Regions from separate parts of the Homo sapiens genome. Here region 1 is linked to region 2. A link is a contact called in ENCODE Hi-C or POLR2A ChIA-PET data. All regions are on one chromosome and are shown on one strand. Each heading gives the region's core, a stretch centred on a gene start or an enhancer-like site at or near the end of the contact. The rest is flanking DNA. Distances are from core to core; before and after follow the strand shown.

The links. Hi-C counts contacts between places; a loop is a spot of excess contacts on that map. ChIA-PET counts read pairs that join two places held with the same protein, here RNA polymerase II (POLR2A).
Region 1: a loop to region 2 is called in a map of Calu3, with 2.1 times the contacts of the local background. The contact joins two enhancer-like sites. A Hi-C loop is called at or near these places in 3 of 168 maps with a recorded cell type or tissue (Caco-2, Calu3 and gastrocnemius medialis). POLR2A ChIA-PET finds 5 or more read pairs at or near these places in 2 of 52 experiments (A549 and PC-9).

The regions. Positions count from the first base shown.
Region 1 is chr7:81,145,474-81,153,090 of GRCh38, reverse strand. No RefSeq gene overlaps it. Among named protein-coding and RNA genes, the nearest start is that of SEMA3C, 230 kb to the right of the region's middle. Within about 2 kb of position 2,002, at least 3 of the 41 ENCODE cell types and tissues checked have a DNase peak (open chromatin) inside an H3K27ac peak, as active enhancers do.
Region 2 is chr7:80,719,482-80,726,294 of GRCh38, reverse strand. No RefSeq gene overlaps it. Among named protein-coding and RNA genes, the nearest start is that of CD36, 84 kb to the right of the region's middle. RefSeq lists a silencer at 3,148-3,442. Within about 2 kb of position 4,279, at least 14 of the 41 ENCODE cell types and tissues checked have a DNase peak (open chromatin) inside an H3K27ac peak, as active enhancers do.

The DNA of each region.
Region 1 (7,617 bases), core at 753-3,252, 430 kb before region 2:
TAAAATAAAATACTTCATTTTTCATAATGACAAAGAAGTAAATCATATAATCATACCATCATTTCCTTAGTTAAACCCATTATTGTACTCCCCTTGTTTTGTTCTCATTTTCTTCTATTCCAATCCAAAGTTTGATGCATGCAGTTTGTTATCCGTGAATATTTTTGTTCATTAAAATTATTTCCTCAAGATTGGCTTTTCTTTTTTATTGTGGGTTTTTGTCTAGCATATTTTCATTTAGCATATTTTCATTTCATATAAATATATACACATGTAGACAAAACAATAAAATCTCAAAGTTAAAAAATAAAAATTAATCACCATTTATATGTCTGCTTCCTCTTCTCTCTCTCTCTGCATGTATATAAAACATCAATCCAAAACTTCAGGGTTAAGGGGTAAGTATATTTGAACTTTTCCATTCACAATTCTTCAGATAAACAGTATAGTTCTAAATGATAGGCTTTTCTTATGATATTATGATTTATTAAATTTAACCTGTATTAGATAAGACTCTTCAATGAATTTAAAGTGACTTAATTTGCTTACACTACCCTCCTCTTCTCTCCTTTCCCTTTCCAATTTTTTTGCATGAACATTAATTTTTAATTCTCTTGACTGCTAATTACCAAAGCTTCATAAATCCAACTTCTTTTATATAGTCAATAGATATGCTTTTCTACTAATGGGTGTCTTAATCAACAAAGAGAGATAAATGAGTCTATTTGGATAGAAATAAGATTGATACAGCAAAGACCTGGTCCTATGATCTGAGTTGCTTTTATCTCAGTAATTCAAAATGCTTTTAGCTCTTAAGATAATGATTCAGGGTGTTTGTATAATAAATGTAATTACCTTGATTTATATGCCACATAGGAGACATAAAAACTTTATTTTAAGGGTTAACATTTATAGACATAACGCATACTATTTGAATAGACAAATCCATATAATTTTTCTCTGTTTTTCATGAAGAGGTGAGTTCAGCTCTATTGCTGTTTATAATTTCCCTGCATATAGTTCCGTTTGTAACCAACAGATGGGGAGCAGAAACAGTAGCTTAGTGTGTGTTTGCATGTGTGCCTGTGTGTGTGTGTGTGTGTGTGTGTGTGTGTGTGTGTGTGCTTAAGGGCATATGTCTTGCATGCCTGTACTAAAAGCTGAACAAATGCATTTAGGCACGAAGAGACAATTGTCTAAGAAAAAGATCAAGGAAGCTAACAAGGATGAGTTACATTCACTGATACGCTAGTGCTAATACTGTGGAGAGAGCAAACAAGGTCTTAGAACAAATGGCAATTTTCTGCTGTTTGTGTTCCAACAGTACATTCTTTGTCAAGATTCACTAGGAACAACTAAATATCATACCTAATAACTAATAAAAAGCAGGCTACCTAATAATTGGATCCTAGATCAGTTTTTCCATCTGCATAACCTCACACTTTTAGCTAAATCCAGCTGTTAAGATTATCTTATAACGAAGGCATTACCTTGGTGCAATTCAACTCTTCATTATTGATCATGAGCCAAACCTAAATAAGATACAGAAATGAAACATTGAAATGTTTAGTAAGAACAGTTATGGAAAACAAAATTATTAGTAGTACAGAGCATTGTCAATGCCTAAGAAACTCAGGAAGGAGTCTAGCTAGCTGTTCAGAAGAGTTTAACCATTTAAGTTAAAAATATGTAGAGAGGAAGAAATCAAAACCAACAAGAGAGAAACAGTGAGATGGCTATTCTTTACTTTTTGGCTGATGAGCATCAAAATGCTCTTCCTATGACTGAGCAGTCTGACCCTTTTTGAGGCCTGGTGAAGACTCTTTCTCTGAAACAGAAAGGATCAGAAGCCCTTGGTAGCTCAGATGCAGGCATGTGACTCAGCTTGGGCTTGGGACCTCTGCTCTGCCAGTCAGATTCCCCTGCCCAAGCCTGTGCTTCTGTGCTGTCTGATAGTTTACAAATCCTTTGGAACATTGTGGTGGCAACACAAATAGCTAGAGTCCACTGACCACATTGGCAGTTGTATTGAATTCAAACAGCTCAGCAGGGCACATCCAGTGTTCCTGGCACCAGGGACAATTTTCTAACCAGCCTGAGCACACGATGAGATGGTGGCTGGGCTCTTGGCTGCCTGGCCTCCTTTATACCCTATTATTTTTCTGCAGCCCAGCTCTATTGACTTCCTGCTGATTTGGGAAGGTACCAGATATTTCTTCAATAATGCCTTTTTCTGCTTAACTAACCACATGTGATTTCTCTTCATTGAAACAAATAACCTTTGCTTAATTGCATTAGTAATCCTCATGATAACATGATTCTAATCCTCATTTGTAATCACGATACATTTTAAAACATATCCAAAGTTTTATATAGTCTAAATTAGTCTAATATTTTAACAGAGAAATCTTTTTTTTTCTAACCCAATACACCTAAGGAACATAATTATTCTCATTAGTAGCAACTAAATAAAATAAGACTTTTTGTTGAAGCCTATTTGATCAGTTGTTATGGTCTGATTAATATGGATCAATACAAAATCATTGATTTTTTATTATGCAATAATGTCAAATATATGAATGGACATCCATGGTATTAGCTCATTTCATTGCATTGACCTTCATTCTGGCATCTCTTATCCCTGGCTTCTAACCCAGATCACCTGAGCCTCAACATATCTGTGATCCCAAGAAATAGTCATGATCACTTAGGATCAGAGACAGTGTATGATTAAGGAAATGACTGAAGAAATCTACCTCATATACTACTTAGTAATTTTAACAGTTTGACATTTAACTTTTTTTGTGTTGCATAAAAGTAGCTGTATCAAAACTGCAATGTGACATATACCTTGGCTCATGATTGTGGTAACTGGAGAATGGAAAGCAAAGAAATATACCAGTATTTTAAGAGTAGAATGTGTGTTGTTTATAAAGCCCTTTCTCCCCCCAAATAACTGTTATAAAGCATTCATTGTTTATGAATAACAACATGAACAATGAAATGGAACCAGCTCTGAGCATGTATACATGTATCTGTGTGTTTGCTGTATTTTAATGTATAAAATAGCTAGAGGTAAGATTGATATCTAGAGGAGATTGATTGGAAAGGGAGTACTTACATAAAGTACATAAGATACTTTGCCCCCCATACACTAGAATTCTTTTTTACATATTTCTAGGTACACAGTAGGTATATATACATTTATGGGCTACATGAGATATATTGATACAGGCATACAATGTATAATAATCACATCAGGGTAAATGGGGTATGCATCATCTCAAGCATTTATTTTTTCTTTGTGTTACAAACAATCCAATCATACTCTTATAGTTATTTTTAAATGTATGATAAATTATCGTTGACCATAGTCACCCTATTGTGTTATCAAATATCAGGTCTTATTCATTTTATCTAACTATATTTTTGTACCCATTAACCATTCCCCCTCCAACTACACTTCCCAGCCTCTGGTAACCATTGTTCTACTCTCTATCCCCTTGAGTTCATTGTTTGTTTGTTTGTTTGTTTTTTGCCTCCCACAAATAAGTGAGAACATGCAACATTTGTCTTTCTGTGCCTGACTTATTTCACTTAACATAATGGCCTGAAGTTCCAACCATGATATTGCAAATGACAGAATCTCATTCTTTTTTATGGCAGAATAGTATTTCATTCGTGTATATGCACTACATTTTCTTTATCCATTCATCTATTAATGGACACTTAGGCTTTTTCCAAATCTTGGCTATTGTGAAGAGTGCTGCAATAAACATAAGAGGGCAGATATCTCTTCAATATACTGATTTCCCTTTTTTTTGGATATAAACCTAGCAAGAGAATTCCTGGATCATATGGTAGTTCTATTTTTAGTTTTTTGGAGGAACCTACAAAATGTTCTCCATGGTGGTTGTACTAATTTACATTTCCATCAACAGTGCATGAAGGGTTCATTTTCTCCACATCTTTGCCAGCATTTGCTATTGCCTGTCTTTTGCATGAAAGCCGTTTTAACTGGGGTAAGATGATATCTCATTGTAGTTCAGATTTGCATTCCTCTGCTGATTAGTGATGCTGAGAACTCTTTTATATATTGGTTTGCCATTTGTATGTCTTCTTTTGAGATATTCAAGTCTTCTGCCCATTTTAAATCAGATTATTAGATTTTATTTTCCTATTAAGTTGTTTGAGCTCCTTATAGATTCTGGTTGTTAATTCCTTGTCAGATGCACAGTTTGCCAATATTTTCTCTCATTCTGTGGGTTGTGTCTTCACTTTGTTGATTGTGTTCTTTGATATGCAGAAGCTTTTTAACTTGATGTAATCCTATTTATCCATTTTTGCTTTGGTTGTCTGTACTTATGGGTAGTTCTCAAGAAAAGAAACTCTGCAATGTCCTGGAGAGTTTTTGCCAATGTTTTCTTTTAGTAATTTCATAGTTTGAGGTCTTAAATTTAAATCTTTAATCCATTTTGGTTTGATTTTATATATGGTGAAAGAGACGTGTCCCATTTCATTCTTCTACATAGACATATCTAGTTTTCCCAGCACCATTAACTGAAGAGACCATCTTTTTCTCAATGTATATTCTTGCTACCTTTGTCAAAAATGAGTTCATTGTAGACATATGGATTTATTTCTGGGTTCTCTATTCTGTTCCTTTGGTCTGTCTGTCTGTTTCTATGCCAGTACTATGCTGTTTGCATTACTATAGCTCTGCAGGATAATTTGTAGTCAGGTAATGTGATTCCTCCAGTTTTGTCTTTTTTGCTTAGAATAACTTTGGTTATTCTAGGTCTGTTGTGGTTCTGTATAAATTTTAGGATTTTTTTTCTTCTTCTATGAAGAATGTCATTGGTATTTTAATAGGGATTGCAATGAATCTGTAGATTGATTTGGTTACATATGTATATTTTAACAATATTGATTCTTCCAATGACTATGAAATATCTTTCCATTTTTTTGAGTCCCCTTCAATTTCTTGTGTCAGTATTTCATAGTTTTCATTGTAAAGATCTTTCCTTTCTTTGGTTAAGTTGATCCCTAAGTATTTAATTTTATTTGTAGCTATTTTAAATGGGATAACTTTCTTGATTTCTTTTTCAGATTGTTCACTGTTGGCATATAGAAATGCTACTGATTTTTGTATGTTGATTTTGTATGCAGCAACTTTACTGAATTTGCTTATCAGTTCGAATATTTTTTTGTTGAAGTCTTTAGGTTTTTCCAAATATAAGATCATATCATCTCCAAACAAGAATAATTTGACTTCTTCCTTTCCAATTTGATGCCCTCTATTTCTTCCTCTTTTCTTACTGCTCTAATTAGGTCTTCCAGTAATATGGTGAGCAACAATGATGAAGGTGGGCATCCTTGGCTTATTCCAGATCTTAGAGGAAAGACTTTCAGATTTTCCTCATGCATATGATTTTACCTGTGGATTTGTCATATATGACTTTTATTGTCTGGAGGTATGTTCCTTCTTTTCTTTTCACAAAAGAAACTTTATTAATTATCATGAGGTCAACGTCCTTACCATCATGCTAGCCAAGAAATAAAACTTTGATAATCACCTCATATCTCTCTATTTGGTCCATCCCAGCCATAACCCTTCTCTCTCTTCCACTCTTCCTCCACAAGTAATTGATATCCTGACTTTCTTCGTAATTTTTTTAAATTTATTTATTAATATTATACTTTAAGTTTTAGGGTACATGTGCACAATGTGCAGGTTATTTACATATGTATACATGTGCCATGCTGGTGTGCTGCACCCACTAACTCGTCATCTAGCATTAGGTATATCTCCCAATGCTATCCCTCCCCTTTCCCCCCACCCCACAACAGTCCCCAGAGTGTGATGTTCCCCTTCCTGTGTCCATGTGTTCTCATTGTTCAATTACCACCTATGAGTGAGAATATGCGGTGTTTGGTTTTTTGTTCTTGCGATAGTTTACTGAGAATGATGATTTCCAATTTCATCCATGTCCCTACAAAGGACATGAACTCATCATTTTTTATGGCTGCATAGTATTCCATGGTGTATATGTGCCACATTTTCTTAATCCAGTCTAACATTGTTGGACATTGGGGTTGGTTCCAAGTCTTTGCTATTGTGAATAATGCTGCAATAAACATACATGTGCATGTGTCTTTGTTTTTTTTTTTTTTTAGTTTTTTATTGGTGAGTTGTTGTTATTTTTCTTTTTTTTAATTTTTCTTTAAGTTCTGGGATACATGTGCTGAATGTGCAGAAGACTTCATGATTAAAACACCAAAAGCAATTGCAACAAAAGCCAAAATTGACAAATGGGATCTAATTAAACTAAAGAGCTTCTGCTCAGTGTAAGAAACTATCATAGAGTGAATATGCAATCTACAGAATGGGAGAAAACTTTTTCAATCTATCCATCTGACAAAGGTCTAATATTCAGAATCTACAAGTAACTTAAACAAATTTACAAGAAAAAAGCAAACAACCCCATCAAAAAGTGGGCAAAGTATATGAACAGACACTTCTCAAAAGAAGACATTTATGCAGCCAACAAACATGAAAAAAAGCTCGTCACTGGTCATGTAAGAAATGTAAACCAAAACCACAATGGGATACCATCTCACACCAATTAGAATGGAGATCATTAAAAAGTCAGGAAACAACAGATGCTGGCAAGGATGTGGAGAAATAGGAACATTTTTACACTGCTGGTGGGAGTGTAAATTGGTCAACCATTGTGAAAGACGAGGTGGTGAATCCTCAAGGATCTACAACCAGAAAAACCATTTTACCCAGCAATCCCATTACTGGGTATATATCCAAAGGATTATAAATCTTTCTGCTATAAAGACACATGCACAAGTATGTTTATTGCAGCACTATTTACAATAGCAAATACTTGGAACCAACCCAAATGCCCATCAATGATAGACTGGATAAGGAAAATGTTGCATATATACACCATGGAATACTATGTAGCCATAAAAAAGAATGAGTTCATGTCCTTTGCAGGAACCTGGATAAAGCTGGAAACCATCATCCTCAGCAAACTAACACAGGAACAGGAAACCCAACACCACATGTTCTCACTCATAAGTAGGAGTTGAACAAAGAGAACACATGGCAACAGGGAGGGGAATGTCATACACCAGGGCCTGTCAGTGGGTGGAGAAAAAGGGAGAGCATTAGGAAAAATACCTAATGCATGCAGGGCCTAAAACCTAGATGACGGGTTGATAGATGCCATATGTTCCTTCTATACCCAGTTTATTTTAGAGTTTTTATCATGAAGGTAGGTTAGATTTTATCAAATGCTTTTTTGGCATCAATTGAAATGATAATATGGTTTTTATCCTTCATTCTGTCAATATGATGTATTACATTGATTGATTTGCATATGTTAAACTATCCTTGTATCCCTAAAATAAATCCCACGGGTCATAATGAATGATTATTTGAATGTGTTGTTGAATTGATGTGCTAGTATTTTGTTAAGGATTTTTGCATCCATATTTATCAGGGATATTGGCCTACAGTTTTCTTTTTTTGATGTGTCTTTGGTTTTGATAGCAGGGTAATACTGGCCTCGTAGAATGGGTTTGATAGTATTCCTTTTTTCT
Region 2 (6,813 bases), core at 3,030-5,529:
AATGGGTAGGATATTGAAAGACATAGCACTGTGTTTTAATTCTTAATAGTTCAAAAAAAATTAAGACCCATTAGTTGACAAAAGACCTAATGAAAATACATGTAAGTTCTAATGGTAACATATGTATAAAATGATAAATCAAAAAGAAAATATGCACAACTTTCAATTACTCATGGAATGTTTTAAAAATCTTAGAATCCTAAGAACTGAAGACCACTCCTACCCATTGACTGCCTGAGCTCAGGAGTTTTTCAAAAATCTTGACCCTTGGCTCCTTAAAATGTTTTTGGACAGAACAGAAGGAAAAGAGGAAAAGAGGAAGGAGAAAAGTAGATGAAAGGAGGAAAGGGAAAAGAAGAGAGAAAAGGTTAACAATTAGCCAATCAGCTCCAATCACAATGAATTTTAAAAAGTGAATTGATTTATAGAATAATGAAAGATTAAATCTATCACAGGAAACTGACAGATTATGTAGTTGGTTTCCTACATTGTGGGTTATTCTGCTCATTTTCTATATCTAGCATTTAGATGTGTTTCAATGTTTAGGACATGTTGAGAGTCCTTAATAAGAACCCACCAATCTTTGCTTAGTAATTAGACATCATGATTATTCCCATTCTAGTTTAAAAAGGAGACTTGCTGCAAAGCAAAGTACTATCTTGCTCATACAGACCCCAACCTACAGACATTTATGGATTATTTTTTCATTTTGTCATTTTGTAATCTCTTTGTCATAAGAGATTACATCATCCAAATGGCTTTTAGGATAGTGCATCGTTTTCACTGAAACACTTTGCCTAACTGAATTTGAGACACCTTCCATTCACGTAGAGTAGCTTTTATAAAAATTGCCTCAGCCAGGCTCATTTCAGCTATATTTACACTACTTGTTTTAATGTGCATATTGTCATGACACACAGATACTGCATTAAGTAATTAAGAGGCTGACTACATAGTGTCATTTGCTGTATGAAACTGAATCTGTGGATTCAATCAATAACCACGTGAAAGTGCCTAGAGCTCCAGGATTAAGACACAACCTGCTGAGTTAAGACGAGAGGTCCAAATGGGAGCATACTAATTTGTAACACCATCCTGCAAGTTTCAGTTCCATTTTAATTAGTCATAAAACATAACATAAGCCATGTTGTTAACTAAACCATCCAAGACAAAGTCTTCCTTTCCTTAGCAAAGATTCGAAATAGAGGTAAAAATAAAAGCAAATATTCAACTGAGCAGAAGAAGAGACATTAATTTTATCTGCCTTTCTGGGACATGACTTATATCCTGAAGAGGAACATAATCCTGTAATTGCTGTAGGCCTTCTTATGTTTTTGCTGACAAAAAAGCCATTTTTGAAGTGCTAATATCACTGTAAATACAACTCATTTAATATGAGTTTCTGTCATTCCACTGGTGAAAGGGCTATGCAGCTGTTGTTTGCTAAATTGTCATTTGTTGGGTTAAAAGTTCGTCCTACACATCCAGGGTATGGTCACCACTCAGGAATCAAATGACCACACCAGAACTACATACTATGTGGATCATATAATTTGTTTTGGATCGGCTTCCTTCCAGATGCTAAAATCTGGTATATTTATTAAGTGTTGGCTAAAACCCTGATTCACTCTGGAGTTTGACTGGAAAAGACTAATTGAATGGGACCCATCCCAACACATATGTCTCCTCAAAGCTGAAAGTGATTTAGGGCTTTGAGGGCAGTTAGTGACCATCGGATAGATTTGTACTCATTCTAGGCAGCTAGCGTGCAGCAGTGTTTCCATCCTACAAGAAAACTTGTGGTGAATATTTCCCAGATGGCTTTTGCAGACAGAGGTCTCTTACAAAAGAAGAAAAGAACACTTTAACAAAGTCCAAAGAGCAGCTCATGTTGAAGATTTTTTTTTTTTTTAAGGACAAATTCAGAGGCCTTTTCAAACTCTACAGGGTGCTTCTGGAATATGTTTGGAATGTAAACACATGCCTGACTGAATTGCCCAGCTGCTACCTGGCTTACAGAGTGACCTTTCATAGAGTTCTCAAATTTTAAATCAAAAAGAAATCTTGTTGAACCTTGGGGTCATTCTGTCCCTTTCTTTACAGAAAAGCAAAATGAAACTAAGGTAAGTTAAGTGATGCACTCACATAAACTGGGTTTCCATTCAAGCTGCCATGTTCCTTCTCATTCTGGAGGGTAACCTGGGCTCTGTGGTACAGGTGTAACTTCACAGCATGATATTTATTGGTGACATTCTCTCTTGCTTCATATTCATTTATTCTTTCCCTTTCAGTTCTGCTTCATTCCCTTTCTGTTTCCTGCATTTACTCCTGTTCTCCTACTCTTTTTTGCGATTACTCTTTTTAAAAACATCTCTCGGCCGAGCATGGTGGCTCACGCCTGTAATCCCAGCACTTCGGGAGGCCGAGACAGGTAAATCACGAGGTCAGGAGTTTGAGACCAGCCTGGGCAACATGGTGAAACCTCATCTCTACTAAAAATACAAAAAATTAGCTGGGTGTGGTGGCATGCCTGTAATCCCAGCTACTCGGGAGGCTGAGACAAGAGAACCTCTTGAACCCGGGAGGCGGAGGTGGCAGTGAGCTGAGATCTGGCCACTGCACTCCAGCCTGGGCAACAGTATGAGACTCCATCTCAAAAAAAAAAAAAAAAAAGTATGTTCAGTTGATTAAAGGATTACTTACAACTAGCTCAGGAAGAGAAAACAACACCTCTAAAATGCAGATGTAACTGATGTGGCTTGAATGAGACAGGAATTTGAATGTCCCATTTTACACCAAGGTGAGCTAATCCAGACATGTAATTTAAGCTTTTTAAGGTTTTAAGGAATCTATCTGACAATTGTGGATTTAACTTCCCTTCCCAAGTGAGAATTGACTCAAATATTTCCCCCATTATTTGTTATCATCACACACACCTATATACACATACTCATACTCTACAACTGGACTACAAATGTCAAAAAGAAATAAGCCCATTTAAATAAAAGTGAATTAACTTAATCTTCAATCTTATATATCCAGAATGTGTTATTGTAGCCACAAAACAATGACTGTTGGAGATACCATGTTAACATTACAGAAATGTATTGTAATCCTAATCATTAACCATCATGCAGTCTACAAATGAAGGAGATGAGAGTAACCCAGGGTAGTGAAAGATTTTATGAGAGCAGCAGAAAATATTCACAGTAAGACACAGATGGGGAAATGTGTCATGTGGAATGCAAGTTTGACTAACAGAAGCCCAGTGGTTGGGATGAGATGAAAGCGTAATGCAGAGCCCAGTGGGAAGAGGCACAGAGTACACTGGCACAAAGTGCAGTGGCTCATGCTGATGGAATGACTGAAAGACGCAGCAAAGGAGCAAAATGAGCTCCTTTAGCTGAGCCTTAAGCAATCACCACCTCTGACTAATATCAGCCCAGGATGGTGAAAGGTCATTCAGCAGCAAATTGGATGACATGGTTTATTCTATATAACTAAGAAGTATTTGGAGTGAACTGTTAGAGATTAAGTCCTAGTATGGCAGGTTAAATTAGAGATAATTTACTTTGCTCTCACTCTGTTTTCTCTCCTCCTCCCAGGCCATAGTACTCCCCTGCCCCTTGAGATTTTTGCATAGCTTGATTAAAAATTAAATTGCTTCGACAAAATTGCCTCTGGGCTTTAGTTTTCTAGTGCCTGAATTCTTTCAGGGGACCATGCTGGGGAATCGGAAGAGAGCAATAACTGGGAGGAAGAATGAGGGAGGAGATTTTTAGAGGCTAGGAAAGGAAGAAAGTCTTCTGGTCCTAGAGCAGCGGGGAATCTCTCTGGCTTCCCAGTGAGTAGCAGAGACTAAGAAGGTGACAATGATGGGGCTTTCAGACAGTCAAAGACCCTGGCTGTACTAGACATGTGATTGACAGAAGAGGCTCATTTCAAGAATCCTCCTGGCTTAGAAAACAAGGTCATCCACAGTGATCCTGACTGGAGTAGCACCCAGATTCCTGTGCAGTTGCAATAACAGTGATGACTGCCAGGCTGGTATTCTGAAAATTGTCCCTGTTAAATTATTTTAAAACATTTTTGTATTGCAAACTACATACAATTTTGTTGTGATGCCAGGTTACTTTGACATTTGGAAATCTCACCCTTATGCCTTGAATTCAAAGCATATGAATCTCTTACTCCATTTTTTTCTTCCTTGACTCCAATCCACCCACAGCCTGCAGTCGTAGGCAGATCTGTGCTTCTATGAGTCATACTGTACTGTCACATTGAGTAACTTGCAGTATAAGGAAAGAAAGAAAAGTTCTCTAATTTAGACATTAGATTTACCAAATCAACAGGATTTCAACATGACAGAAACTGTTTTTGGTACTTTTGCATCTGACTGTGCATGAACCAAGAAAGAAGAAAACAAACTGGAAAGTGTACTTTGAAACAAAATACAACTCTTGCCAATAAAAATTTGTTATCCTTGTTTAAAAAAAATTGTCTACCCAAAGTTATCAAAGGAGAATTGGGATTATTTGAAGAATAAAAAGGTAGAAGGAAATAGTTGGAGTTAAAATACCTCAGCATTCTTCCTTCAACTGGTATAGAGGCATAAATTGCTTTTAATTAGCATATTAAAAATTGCGTACAAATATTATGACTCAAAGGCACACTAGTCCGGGGTTATATATATAGCTTTTCTTGAGATATAATTTATATGCCATTCAATTCACCCATGTAGATGTACATAAATTGTGCAACTACCACCATAATCTAGTATATTTTTATCACCTCAAAAAGAAATCCTGTACTGTGTAGCAGTCAGTTTTAATCCTCTTCCCCTTCTTCCACTCTAGGCAGCCACTAGCTTATGTTCTATCTCTATGGGTTTTCTCATTCTAGACATTTCAGATATATGGAATTACACAATATATAGTCACCTGTGACTAGTTTCTTTCACTTAGCATGATGTTTTCAATGTTCATATATGTAGCACATAGGAGTATTTCATTTTTTTGATTGCCTAATTTTCTATTGTATGGATGTATCACCTTAAGTTTATCCACTTATCAGTTTATGGATATTTGAGTTGTTTCTACTTTTTAGTTTTATGGATAATTTGTGTACATATATGAGGTTGAACTTTACAATGATCAAATAGTATTTTATTTTCATTATTTATGATTCATTAAAGGTCCATGTCATATTAACCTTATGTTAATTAACTTTATTTTCTAAAATTTGTATCCAAAGGTATGTTTACAATTTACACTTCTTTGAATTACATATTTAATATTTTCTATTATAAATATTTTATAAGGAGTACACTAAAATTTTGTAAGTTATAAATGTATGGCATAGATATATTTTTATTATATGACTTCTGTCAAAATCGGTAAATATTTTACGTAATACTACTACTCCTAGTCCTCACTTTCTTGCTTCAATGAATTGTCTAGATGAAACCATCCTCAGTGATTGCTGAGTCTGAAAGTTTTCACTTCCCATCTCTTTGATATTATACTCCCTAAATTTGGAAGGAGAAAATTGGACTCCTTGCATACTAGGCTTTCAGGAATGATTGACACCCTCATCAATTTGTAGCCATAGATGCTGTTTTAAGGCATACTCTGTTAAATATCACCACTGCTCAGAGTGTGGCAACTCATTAGTACCAGGACACCTGGTCCTGAAATAGTAGTGCTCACAAAACCAGAGATAATGCTGTTCCTCAAACATAAGAGATGAGCAGAACACTCAAAATCATCCTTTAGAACTAATGTGATACCCTTATTTATAAGTATTGAAAGCCTTTTCACATGTAGATAAGAAAACTTGATATTCTGTTTCAGGAGGCAATACAGCACTGAGACAGAGCAAATTCTCCTCTTAGCTTCTCTCCCCACCATTCATTCCCTTACCACAAGAATGACAATGGGAGAGAATTCACCATGATCTCATTTTATGCTTTCAATATTCCTTGATACATAGTTGATTCTGGAAATACATATGGAAAGTTGCATCACAATGTGAACAATACAGTATAAACTTTTAATTTTTAGGCTGGGTGTGGTGACTTATGCCTGTAATCCCAGCCTGTAATCCCTGTAATCGCAGCACCTTGTGAGGTCGAGGCAGGTGGATCGCTTTAGGCCAGGAGTTTGAGACCAGTCTGGCCCATGTGGTGAAACCCCTTTTGTACTAAAATTACAAGAAAATTAGCCAGACACGGTGGCACATGCCTGTAATCCCAATCTGGAGGCTGAGGCAGGAGAATTGCTTGAACCCCTAAGGCGGAGGTTGCAGTGAGCCAAAATCGCACCACTACACTCCAGCCTGGGTGACAGAGCCAGACTCTGTCTCAAAAACAACAACAAACAAACAAACCTTTTAATTTTTAAAGAAAATTACACCTGCTTAGGCCTATAGGCACATATTCCTTATTAAGTTTCCTATTTACATGGATTACTTGAATGATAATGCTAACTAGCTAAAGTGCTAGGTAGGACCAAAAAGATTATTAGTTAACCTGCCGTAGAAATGCTTTACATCTTAATCTGGATAGAACTTGCCAATTGACATTGATCTTAACATGTTAACTGATTGACCCAAGACCTATTTTAGCCAATTAACTACTTAGTATTCTATTGTACTAGAGTCCATAAAGGCACCAGAGAATAATGCAGGTGATAGTCTTCCCCAGTCTTGGAGCTAAAGCAAATTAAAATGATGAGCAACTGGATAGTTCATGTATATGCATGACTTACGTGAGCCTGTCAGTAGTGATGCCCTCAGAAAAATATTTCCTCTAAC